Linked DNA regions of Homo sapiens: region 1 is linked to region 2. A link is a contact called in ENCODE Hi-C or POLR2A ChIA-PET data. All regions are on one chromosome and are shown on one strand. Each heading gives the region's core, a stretch centred on a gene start or an enhancer-like site at or near the end of the contact. The rest is flanking DNA. Distances are from core to core; before and after follow the strand shown.

Region 1 (6,226 bases), core at 1,202-3,701, 930 kb before region 2:
GTTTTCACATAGCATGTTCTTAATAAACGCAAAACCTTTTCTCAATATCCTTTAAAATAAACCTTAAATACTGTTTCCCTGCATGACTAATACTAATGTTTCAAGCATAAAGATATAGTGCCATAAGTTTTCAGTGTCTTATAAAACAGATGTTTATTGAAAACTTCCTCTGGGCCAGGCACGCTACAAAGCTCTGGGAATTAGGGTGAAATACATAGGTCCTGCTCTCAATGAGCTTACAGTCTAGAAAGTGAGAAAGACAAATAAGTACACAACTTTAACATCGTCTGTAAGGATTACAGATGTTACTGGTAAAAAACACAAGAGATTCAAGTTTTACTTTCTTAAATTAGGGCTGTGAGTTAATGAAGGTGTATAATCTGAAAGACCTCTGAATTTTAAGTCTCTTATCCCTTTATCTTCAACTCCCTTCAAATCATCAGTATTATAGGCAAGTTAAGTTTCTATTGTATGTATTCGTTTTGTGCAGCTTTATGTAACAAAACTGGTGTGTGTGTGTGTGTGTTTGTGCATATAAAAGCACAAGGTACCACCAGAGCACAAAGGAGAAGCAACTAAGAGGATACTGGAACATGAGGGAAAGGTTCATGAAAAATAATTAAGGATATATAAGGGTTATTCTGATAAGGACAGCCGATAGAGAACAGAGAACAATTCTGGGGATGGAAGAGCATATGCAAATTAGGTACAAAGGCTCAATTAATACAGCATGATTTGCAAGCTATTCACTGTGGCTGAAATACGGATGTTGCATACATGTATGCATTAAAAAAAAAAAAAAAAAAAGAGTTTGTGGCCTGGCACGGTGGCTCACGCCTGTAATCCCAGCACTTTGGGAGGCAGAGGCGGGAGGATCACCTGAGGTCAGGAGTTCGCGATCAGCCTGACCAACATGGAGAAACCCCGTCTCTACTAAAAATACAAAATTAGCCAGGCGTGGTGGCGCATTCCTGTAATCCCAGCTGCTCGGGAAGGTGAGGCAGGAGAATCGCTTGAACCCGGGAGGCGGAAGTTGTGGTGAGCCGCGATCGCGCCATTGCACTCCAGCCTGGGCAACAAGAGTGGAACTCCGTCTCGAAAACAACAACAAAAAAAGAGGCTGTAAAAGTAAGAAGCTTGATAATGAGTGGCTTTGTATGCCATGCTAAACAGGACTTTATCTTGAGTGCTACAGAAAAAAAAAAAAGGAGAAAATTTGAGTAAGGGAGTGATGTGGTCAAATTTTAGAAATATAACTCTGGCTACAGGCTTCACAATGGTGAATGTTTTGAAGAAGAGCGTAACTGAAGGCTATTTGATCATTAGCCAAAAAGTGTAAACTTTTACCCATTTTCTGTGTGCAAAAGGATTACAGAAAATTTACAAAACATAAAGTGTGTGAATGAGGCATTTTCCCGACCATATCCACTTAAGTAAAAAACTTAGTACAGTGACAAAAGCTTAGGCACAGAAATGTGGTCTCTTTCTCATACGTAGGCTATCAATAAGTACTCCATAAATTTTTCTAATAAATGCATTTTCAAAAGGCACACGCCACTTGGACACTTCAAATCCCAACCAACTGCTTATCTTTAAAGTTCAGAGCTATATATTTGAGCTCTAAAGGCAAAGAATGACTAATTCTAACAAATTTGAGAGAAAACACCATATCCCAACAACCATAACGTCTACTGGGTCTTCCATTAGTTTCTACAAACCCAGAAATAAAGCAGCAATAAAATGTCCTACCAACACCTTGACTTTCTGTAGTTACTGCGCTTATGAAATTTGCTGCCGTAATCAGGCTACTTAATATTTAGTAAAGCCAAGTTGCAGAGTGAGACGTCTGCCCTAAAACCCTATTACTAACCTTTTTTTTTTTTTTCCGCTGGCGTTATCGCCACTGCTCTAAGAATCACTATTACAGTTGTTGCTGTGGACTTGTTTTCAGATCTTTTGTTGGTGGCCTAGTTGTTGACGCTGGCAAAAACTTTTATTACCTTAAAGAAATCTCGGCAGAGGGAAGTCAGAAACTCGCCAGGAGCTGAAAGCTCTGCCTGCAGCGGGGCCTAGATCGTGAGCGCCTGCGGAACAGGTGAGGGACCGAAAGGGACCAGAACTCTGAAGGGGAACATTTTGGGAGACAGCCGCTCCTGCCAAGGGGCCCGACTTCAACTCCAATGACCCCTCCTCTGGGTGGCTGAGGGATTTCAAGGTCGCTTCGGGACCAAATAAGATAAACCGAATCAGCTACAGCCGAAACCCTCACCCCAACAGCCAACTCACCATGATAAGGAGCTGCACAGCTCCCGCCGGAAGCCGTTCTGGGTGCTCGAGTTTTCCCAGAACGGAAGGGGTGGGGCACCAGTGGGCGATTGGCTGTGAGGAAAGCGTGGGAGGAAGTGCGTGCTCTGGCCTCCGGCTTCCGTCCCCTTCCCGGCTGTCCCTGCACTCCGTGGCGGAAGGCGGCTAGAGCGGCTCCCTCTGAGCTCTCCGAGAGATTGGTCGGGACCTGAAGCGTTGAGGTTAAGGGCAAGGCAAGGAGCAACGAGGAGTTTTTCGTTACGTTAGAAAAATTTCGTTGCGTGCTGAAGCGCTTTTACCTGTGTTGTATGATTTAACCTTATGAAAATGGACAGTATTCCAGTTTTACAAGTGAGGAAAGAAGATTAAGAAACTTGCCTCCGCCAGGCGTGGTGGTTCACTCCTGTAATCCCAGCACTTTCGGCGGCGAGGCAGGCGGATCACTTGAGGTCAGGAGTTCGAGACCAGCCTGGCCAACATGGTGAAACCCCGGCTCTACTAAAAATGCAAAAATTAGCCGGGCGTAGTGGCACGCGCCTGTAATCCCAGCTACTCTGGAGGCTGAGGCAGGAGAATCGCTTGAACCTAGGAGGCGGAGGTTGCAGTGAGCCGAGATCGCGCCACTACACTCCAGCCTGGGCGACAGCGCGAGACTCCGTCTCAAAAAAAAGAAACTTGCCTTGAGTCCTACATATAGTTTGCTGTAGTAGCAGAATTTGAACTCGGACCGACTAATGGTCTACTTAATAAAATGCTATTTGGATTCTCTATAAAATTAATAATATAGAAGTAATGTTAATTATAGAAAACTTGGAAAATATTAAATTCATTCGATAAAGATTGAATATGTAGCACGTGTGTTTGTCAGATACTGGTCTCGTGAAAATTATATTCTGGTAGGGAAGACAGAAAACAAGTAGGGATAAAGAAATTTTTAAAAGATATTCATAAGTAGTGTCGTGTAGAAAACTGGGTATAGGTTGAGTATCCTTCATCCCAAATGCTTAAGACCAGAACTGTTTCAGATTGTGGCTCTTTATCTTGGGGATGGGGCCAGAGGCTAAACTTGAAATTCATTTATGTTTCGTATACACCTTATGCACATAGCCTCAGGGTAATTTTATGCAATTTTAAAAATTGTGTGTGTATCAAACAAAATTTTGACTACAGCTTTTTACATGCGGTCAGGTGTGGAATTTTCCACTGTGGCATCGTGTTGATGATCAAAAAGTTTTGATTTTGGAGCATTTTAATTTCAGATGGTTGGATTAGGGTTGCTGAACATGTAATGGTATACAGAACAACTGAGTAGGTGTGGTGCTCACGTCTGTAATCCCAGCACTTTGGGAGGCCTAGGCGGGCGAATCACGAGGTCAGGAGTTTGAGACCAGCCTGGCCAACATGGTGAAACCCTGTCTGTACTAAAGATAAAAAAAATTAGCTGGGCGTAGTGGCGGGTGCCTGTAATCCCAGCTGCTAAGAAGGCTGAGGCAGGAGAATTGCTTGAACCCGGGAGGCAGAGGTTGCAGTGAGGCGAGATCGTGCCCCTGCTCTCCAGCCTGGGCAACAGTGCAACACTTCATCTCAAAAAAATAAATAAGAAGTAAAAAATAAATAAAATCGTAGGTATTATCATCTATCGACAATCTGTTCTCCACACTGCAGCCACAGTAATCTTTTTTAGTAGAGGAGAGGTCTTGCTATGTTGCGCAGGCTGGTCTGGAACTCCTGGGCTCAAGTGATCCTCCTGCCTCAGCCTCCCAAGATGCTAGCATTACAGGCATGAGCCAACACCCCTGTCCTATACCTAGGATTTAATGAACATTCAATATGTGGTAGGCAGTATTCTAAGAATTTGAGGCCAGGCACAGTGCCTCATGCCTGTAATCCCAGCACTTTGGGAGGCTGAGGCAGGCAGATCACTTGAGGTCAAGAGTTTGAGATCAGCCTGGCCAACATGGCAAAACCCCGTCTCTACTAAAAATATAAAACTTAGCCGGGTGTGGTGGCAGGCACCTGTAATCTCAGCTACTCGGGAGGCTGAGGCAGGAGAATTGCTTGAACCCAGGAGGCGGAGGTTGCACTGAGCTGAGATGAAGCCTGGGTGAGAGAGATTCCATCTCAAAAAAAAAAAAAAAAAGCCGGGTGCAGTGGCTCATGCCTGTAATCCCAGCACTTTGGGAGGCCAAAGCGGGTGGATCACGAGGTCAGGTTTTTGAGACTAGCCTGGCCAACATAGTGAAACCCCGTCTCTATTGAAAATAGCCAGGTGTGGTGGCAGGAGCCTGTAATCCCAGCTACTCAGGAGGCTGAGGCAGGAGAATCACTTGAACCTGGGAGGCAGAGGTTGCAGTGGGCCGAGATCGTGCCATTGCACTCCAGCCCAGGCGACAGTGCAAGACTCTGTCTCAAAAAAAAAAAAAAAAAAAAAAAGCACGATTATGTGTTAGCTCATTTAATCCTCATAACAGCCTTTGACATAGGTACTACTATTATCCCCTGCTTGGGAAAATCACACACCTAATCAGTGGCAGATTATAGACACGTGCCACCACGCCCGGCTAATTTTTGTATTTTTAGTAGAGTCAGGGTTTCACCATGTTGTGCAGGCTGGTCTCAAATGCCTGACCTCAGGTGATCTACCTGCCTTGGCCTCCCAAAGTGCTGGGATTACAGGCATGAGCCACTGCACCCGGCCTGGAGAGGTACCTTTAAACCATATAAATATCACATTCCTCATTATGCTTGTAATTTGTTTATGTTTGTATTCATATATTCACATGAGCTCATGGTTTATTTCTTCTGATGGGTTATAATTAATTACTACTATTACTTATTTTGATGCTCAAATTTGTCCAGTGGGAACCCTTTTAATCTGTGTGTCATTTCAATGATTCATCCTCATCAATCTTTGGGCACTTTTTCTCTCTGGCACAAGAAGTTCCACACTCATGTATTTTCTCTGCCCCAGCCCTGAATTTAGCCATTTTATCAAAGAGTCTTGGTTCCTTTAGTTGATGTTATGGACTGAATATTCGTGTCCCTCAAATTCATATGTTGAAGCCTTCACCAGCAATGTGATGGTCTTTGGTGATTCAGCCTTTGGGAAGTACCTAGGGTTAGATGAGATAATGAGGATGGGACTGTCATGATGGGATTAATGCCCTTTTAAAAAGGGACACCAGAGAGCTTGTGCTGTCTGCCATACAAGGACACGGTGAGAAGGTGGCCATCTGCAAGCCAGGAAGAAAGCCCTCACTAGAAACCAAACTGGCTGGTACTTTAATCTTGGACTTCCAAGCTTCTAGAACTGTGAGGATAAATTTCTGTTATTTAAGCTGCCCAGTCTATGGTATTTTGTAATGCAGCCCAAGCAGACTAAGACAGTGAAGAATTTGGAAGGCAAGATATGGGTACTTTATGTGCTCATTATTATTGGAGCATAACTGCTCCAAGGCCACCTTGGTGGACAGACTAGGGAATATACATATTTGGACACATACACACGTGTATATTTATATGCTTATATGTCCTCTATTTTTATTTGAGGCAGGATCTCGCTCTGTTGCCCAGGCTGGAGTGCAGTGGTGCGATCTCAGCCCACTGCAACCTCTGCCTCCCAGGTTCAAGTGATTCTCGTGCCTCAGCCTCCCAAGTAGCTGGGACTACAGGTGTGTACCACCACACCTGGCTAATTTTTGTATTTTTACTAGAGATGGGGTTTCGCAGTGTTGGCCAGGCTGGTCTCAAACTCCTGATCTCAAGCGATCTGCCCGCCTCGGCCTCCCAAAGTGCTGGGATTATATGCGTGAGCCACTGTGCCCAGCCGATATTTCATCTATTTTTATAGATTTTAAACCATGAATTCACTTTCTTAAACCCAATTCAAGCTGAACTCCAGGTTTCATTCTAGTTTCCCCCC
Region 2 (6,659 bases), core at 480-2,979:
ATGGCTATAAAAGGGGCCAAGAAAATGGCTGGCCTTGAAGTTGGGAAGATTGAGGACTGGAGTGAAGCCTGTTCTCTAAAGATAAGAAGGGCCTCTGGTGGACTTCTCTGAATGCAGGGTGAACAAATTGACTTCTTGAGCCTCCCTCCAGCCCAAGGATTCTGTAATTGAAGGGAATGGATGACTCATTCTCAGAGTTACAGGCGTTTAGCCAAGCATCTCCTCACATGCATCTAGGACTTAACATCCCAGGTCTGCTGCCCACTCTTTAGATGGCTCTGCACAATTCATTTAACTTCTCTGCGCCTCGGTTATCTCACCTGCAAACTCAGCAACTGGATGAGACAATGCCAATATCCCTTCCATCTCTAAGCGTCTTTAATATTATTATTAAGCCATTAAGATCAAATAAGAGAAAGGGGAAAAAAAAAGCATTCTGCTTCTGGACTCAGCTTCTGTTGAGTCTCCAAGATATATACACAGGAGCTCTGCTTTAGAGAAGGAAATGATAAAAGGAGGACAAGTAGCATCCCCAGGCCACCTCCGTTCCCAGGCCCGCACCCATCAGAACTCAGCTGCAACTGTGAGGCCCCCATGTGAGTGCCAAGCCCCTTGAAAAACAAGGGAAGAGGTTTTGCCCGTGAATGATGTGTTGCTAAAAAGTGAAGACGTAAGACATCCCCACCAACATAAGGCGCTCCAGAGACCAGGAGCTCTTCCATTGTGCCTCCTGGGCCTCGGTTTCATCATCCATAAGATGGGGAGACTGGGAATGGCTTTACACTTGAATACTTCAGGTTGACCACCACAGCCAAGGGCCAAGTAGAGTGGACAGGTATTGGGTAGGATGGGAAGGGGGACCAGCAAAAATTGTGGGGTAAGATTTTGACGCCTGCACAAACACAGATCTCTTCAGAGCCCTCAACTGAAGGCTTCCCATTGGTCCCCTGTCTGGGATGGAGCACCAGGAGTGACCGGAGGGACTAGGCGCTGGGCTCCGGGGTGGGCTGCCAGGACCCTGGGCCGGCTCACCTGATGAAGGTGGTCTTCCCAGTGGAGTACTGGCCCACCAGCAGAACCATGGGCTTGTTGTCGAAGTCGGCATCCTCCAGGGCGGGCGAGTGGAACTCGTGGAAGCGGTAATGCTCTTCCAAGGGCAGCAGCTTGCTCTTGTAGAGTTTCTTGAGCCCCTCACTCACCGTCTGGAAAACCTCGGGGTCCTTCCTCCGGCGGTCGTCCGTACCCAGCCAGCTGAACATCGCGGCCGCCGCTCGCCCCCGGCACGCAGCCCCAGGGGAAGACTCCTCCTCAGGGGAAGATGTCCCGTAGGACCGGTCCGCCGGGCTCCGAGCCGCGCCGCCGCCTCACCCAAGCGCGGGGCTCAGCCGCACCATGGCCCGGGCACGCGGCTAGGAGGGCCGGGAGCGCACTCTCCCTGCTCCTGGGACCAAGCCCAGCCGCTGCTGCATCCAGCAGCCCAGGCCGGAGGGAGGATAAATAATCTGGGCTTGAGGAGGAGGGGTGAAATCTTGGCAATTAAAGTTGAACCTGCAAGGAAACTGCCAGATGCCGGGGTCCCAAGCCGGGGTCCCCGATCGGCCCCCAGCCCTCGCCTGCTCTGCCCTGCGTGCAGCAAGGGATGCTTCGGCTCCGCTCCTGCCGGACCGAGGCGGCTCAGGGGAGACGGCGACGCTGCCCAGCCCGCGGACAGCTCTGCATCCGCAGCAGCATCCTGCAGCCCCAGGCGGTGGTTTAAATGCCAGCTGGGCAGGAAGCCGGCGCGCAGAGGAAGTCCCCTAGTACTGGCAAGGCAGGGCCGGCCCCACGGTTGCGGCGACGGGAAGCCGCGCAGGGCGCCGCCATGTTTGTGGGCAGGCGCTCAGCTCTAGACCTGCGGCCGCGCGGGGAGAGGGATGCTGACCCAGTCCAGTGGGAGAGTGCCGGTGTCTCAGTCTCCGCCTCTGGGGCTTCGATTTGGGAACAGCGCCCTCTCAGGGACGGCTGCGAGGACAGAGTTGACCTATTCATCACACTCCCTGCTTTGAATCGCCTCTCCTTCAGTTGCTGAGGTCAATTCCCTAGGAAAACAGGTACTCTAGTATTGGGGGATTTTTTTTTTTTTTGGCATAGAAAGGGGATCCACTATCAGGTTACACAAAATAACCAAAACTGTCACTACCCAAACTTTTAGCTAGGCTTAGGGTGAAGTCAAAATCGTTCCCATTTACTTATTCATTCATTCCAGCAAAACAAAACAAGCCAAGAAGCAAAATCCCTGCAAGTATTGGGAATTTATTATGGGGCAGTTACAATTTTGGTGACTGTGGATACAGAGATGAGTGCTGAACAGACTCTCCCTTCCAGGAACTCCAGTGAAGGCAGGCTTTAAAGAGGAGGCATGAGCAGAGGGTCATGGGAATACAGGGAGGAGTCACTCCTTTTGTGTGGCTAATTTGAGGAAGGCTTCATGGAAAGCATGACTGTAAGCTGGATCCTAAATGATGAATTGACATCCATTGTTCTAGGAGCGTAAGGAGTATTTGCAAAGGCTTGAGGAACTTGGTGTGTCCAAGGCAGAGTAAACAGTTTGGCATAGCTGGAGTGTAGGGTTTAGGAAGGTGAAAGAGAGTGAGGGAGGCCAAGCATGAAAGGCTTTGCCAGAGATGGGGAACCAATAGCAATGCTATTACTAATCATTGTTACATTAACAAAATGCTCAGCATGTGCAGGGGCCTGGGCTAAGTTCTCAGTGAACATTGCTTTATTTAACCTTCATGGCAGATCATATTATCTCCAGCATCATACTAAGGAGAGTGAGTGGGAACACTGTCCAGGTGTAGGCAAAAGCAGTGCATCGTGTGTAGAGAATTTAAACCCAATAATAAACTTGCTGAAAGTTGATGTGCTTTGTATTGGCACCATTCTAAACAGTGTAGTGATAAAACACTCCTCCCTGCCCAGGCTAATGACTCCCACTACCCTCCCTTCCACAGATGAAGAAGGAGTAGGCTATGGACCAGGCAGGAACTGGAATGCCAAGAGCAGTGTTGGAGGGGCAAAAGAGGTTGGGGGTTGATATGGTTTTGCTTTGTGTCCCCGCATAAATCTCATCTCTAATTGTAATCCCCATAATCCCCATGCGTTTAGGGAGAGAGCTGGTGGGAGGAGATTGGATCATAGGGACAGTTTCATTCATGCTGTTCTCATGATAGTGAGTGAGTTCTCGTGAGAGCTGATGGTTTTATAAGGGGCTCTTCCCACTTGGTTCCTCATACTTCTCTCTCCTGCCGCCTTATGAAGGACGTGTTTGCTTCCCTTTATGCCATGACTGTAAGTTTCCTGAGGCCTCTCTAGGCATGCAGAACTGTGAGTTAATTAAACCTTTTTCCTTTATAAATTACCCAGTCTTAGGTATTTCTTCACAGCAGTGTGAAAACAGACGAATACAGAGGCCAAGAGACCATTTAGGAAACTATTCCAAAACTTAGGAGACAGCTGCAATGGGATTGGAGAAGAGGTCAGACTCAAAAGATTTTTTTCATGGAATAGAATTGTCAGATCTTGGTATGTGATAAAAAAAAGAGGACATAAGGGTGAGGCACAGTCTAGGATGATTTTGAATTTTCTACCATAGGGGATAAGATCATTGGAGAAGCTCTTCCACTAATTAGGGGAGGCAGAGAGAGAGCTGATTTAGCAGACAGAGATAATGTGTTCAATCTAAAACGTGTTGCGTTTGAAGTGCCTGCAGGAGCTTCAAGAGGAGTGTGGTGAAGCTGCAGGGATTTCAGGGGAGGGGGGATTATCAGAGGCCAGTGCTGAATAGAATCTCCTTAGTTACATCTCAGATCTCCCGACTCCCTCCTTGAACCCCAAAACTGATCATCTCTTGTTGAGAATTCACTCAGATTAATATTTCACCCTTGGTGTTTAGCTACTACCAACATACGAACCTAAGGAGTAATATTAAAGATATTTAACAACTCACAAGGCATGAGAATCAAACACCCGGAACAGACACTGGCCTTCCTAGTGGAGCAAGGCTTGCGGCCCCGTGCCACGCCTGGTGTTAATACAGTGGCGTCTGGACCTTGGAGAGATCTGAGCCTGTCCCCGGAGAGAGGTCAGTATGGCCAGCGTGACAGGAAAGAAATCAAGGGGCCCCATTATGGAAGTATTTCAAGAATTTTGTAATCAGTACGGCCATGCCATTGTCTACTGCTGAATGTCTGTTCCGAATATCTAATTTACCAAGTGCGTGTTGACACATCTACTCCCGTCTCAGTCTTGAGTAGTTGAAATCTATCTGTTTAAAAAAGGAACTAATGGAGCATTTCTATAGACTAGCAATAAAAGGTCATGAAAGATAATATTCAAAAAAGATACTGTGTTCAAAAGAACAAAAACTTACGGATAAATCTGACAAAAGATATGCAAGATCTTTATGTGAAAAATAATAAAACTTTATAGAAAGATGTTAAAGAAGTTCTAAGTAAATGGGAGAGACATGCCATGTTCCATTGTGGAAGGATTCCTTGTCACAAACATGTGAATTCTTTACAACATGATTGATAAATTCAATAATTGAGAGATATGATTGAAATCAAAATCTAAATAAGGTTTTCCATGGAAATTGACAAGGTGATTCTAAAATGTATAACTTATAGAGCAATAGTAAAAAAAAGCTTAGATATTCCAGGAGAAGAAAGAAGATAAGAAGAATAAGGAGGAGGAGAGGGAGAGGTGGAAGGGGAAGGAGGGCAGAAAAAGGAGAACAGAGAAGAGAAGAGGACAACAGTAACATAGCAATGGCAACAACTAAGCGAAGAGGACTTGCCCTAGTGGACATTGTTATGGAGTTACAGTGGTTAATATGGTTTTGGCACAGAGACCAACAGAATAACAACACAGTAAATAGCCAGGAAATTTGGAAGCCTGACATATACAGAAGTTGCAATAGAGATTGCATATATATCACCACAAAGTCAGGAAGAGTTCTTTAAACAAGACGTCAGAAGCACAAACTGAAAAATGAAAAAAACTAAGTTTAGCACTAGCAAAATTTAAAACTTTCGTTCAACTAAAAATACAAAAGTGAGTGAAAAGATATTTCCTATACACAAAAACCCATGAAAGCACATCCAGAATATAGAACTAATGGCTGTGCATCGATAACAAAGACAAACATTCCAATAGAAAAAAACTTGGCAAGAGCTACAAAAATGTCTTTTACAAGAGGCTACATGAATGCCCTATAAACGCAAGAAAACATGTTGCATCTCATTAGTAATTAGAGAAATGCCAAACCACACTAACACTCCATACCCACCAAAATGGCAAGAATAAAAAGTTGGATGGTAGGGTTGGTGAGGATGTAGAGCAATGGGAGCTCTCATAAAATGCTGATGGGCGTGCAGGCTGGCACAAATACTTTGGGAAACAGTTTGGCATTGCTTAGTGAAGCTGAAGATGTGCATGTCCTATGACCTATCTCCTTCCATTCTATTTCAAGGCGTGATCTAGAGAAACTCTTGCACATGTGCATAGGGAGATAAGTCTTAAGAATGTTGATGGCAACATTATTTGTAGCAGCAAAAATTTATAAACAACTAAATGTCCTTCACCGAGTAAATGGATAAATGTGCCACATTCATATAAAATATATACCACACTGGGGTCTAGTTGAGGGTGGAGGGTGGGAGGAAGGAGAGGAACAAAAAGCAAGAACTATTGGTTACTAGACTTAACACCTGGGTGATGAAATCATCTGTACAACAGACCTCCATGACACTAGTTTACCTATATAACAAACCTTCACATGTACCCCCGAACCTAAAATGAAAGTTACAAAAAATACATACTCTACAGATGAGAAAAATGAGGGAAGTGGTGCTACCTATGCCAAAATATGGTGTTGAGTGAATAAAGCCAGAAGTAGGCTATTATGCATAGAATCATACAATTTCATTAATGTTTCAGGTCATGCAAAAACCACTATCTGTTGTTCATGGATGCATATGTGTGCATTGAAGTTTTTAAAAAGAGAAGCAAAGGAACATAAAACACTAGTCAGGAATGGGGTGTTCTCTGGGACAAAAAAGGGAAATGGAATTGGGGATGGGTACACAGGGAGCTTCAGCTATATACTATATATACACTGTTTTCTTTCTTTTTCTTTTCCTTTTTTTTTTTTTTTTTTTTGGACATAGGGTCTTGCTCTGTCACCCAGGCTGGAGTGCAGTGGCGCCATCTTGGCCTACTGCAACCTCTACTTCCTGGGTTCAAGAGATTCTCAGCCTGCCTCAGCCTCGCAAGTAGCTGGGACTACAGGCATGAGCCACCACACCTGGCTAATTTTTGTATTTTTAGTAGAGATGGAGTTTCACCATGTTGGCCAGGCTATTATTCCTCAAATTTGATAGTGAATACTTGGCTGTTCATTTCTTATTCCTTTTATCCTTTATTTTAAAAAAAATCTGGTCCTTGGATGCACAAAGTTGGAATTTTTTTCATAACTGTGGTTCAAGACAAACTACACCTGGCTCCTTTATTATATTTTTAAAAAACTTAACACATGTTTTTGTAATGGACCCTTGATGAACCTATCATTCAAACCAAGGACTAGAAAAATTAGCAGCAATTTACATCTACTTATGTGC

Evidence for each region. Hi-C counts contacts between places; a loop is a spot of excess contacts on that map. ChIA-PET counts read pairs that join two places held with the same protein, here RNA polymerase II (POLR2A). Pooled maps may share reads with other maps.
Region 1: a loop to region 2 is called in a map of CD4-positive, alpha-beta T cell, with 5 times the contacts of the local background. The contact joins the promoter of SLC30A6-DT here to the promoter of EHD3 in region 2. A Hi-C loop is called at or near these places in 1 of 168 maps with a recorded cell type or tissue (CD4-positive, alpha-beta T cell) and 5 of 50 pooled maps. POLR2A ChIA-PET finds 5 or more read pairs at or near these places in 1 of 52 experiments (K562).

The regions. Positions count from the first base shown.
Region 1 is chr2:32,161,964-32,168,189 of GRCh38, reverse strand. It overlaps SLC30A6-DT (SLC30A6 divergent transcript), which reads left to right and starts at 2,451. Exons shown (of 1, transcript NR_185886.1): 1 at 2,451-3,149. It overlaps SLC30A6 (solute carrier family 30 member 6), which reads right to left and starts at 2,326. Exons shown (of 14, transcript NM_017964.5): 1 at 2,287-2,326. The coding sequence starts at 2,289. RefSeq lists an enhancer at 490-1,006.
Region 2 is chr2:31,229,222-31,235,880 of GRCh38, reverse strand. EHD3 (EH domain containing 3) reads right to left here and starts at 1,729. Exons shown (of 6, transcript NM_014600.3): 1 at 1,033-1,729. The coding sequence starts at 1,259. It also overlaps a transcript of CAPN14 not described here.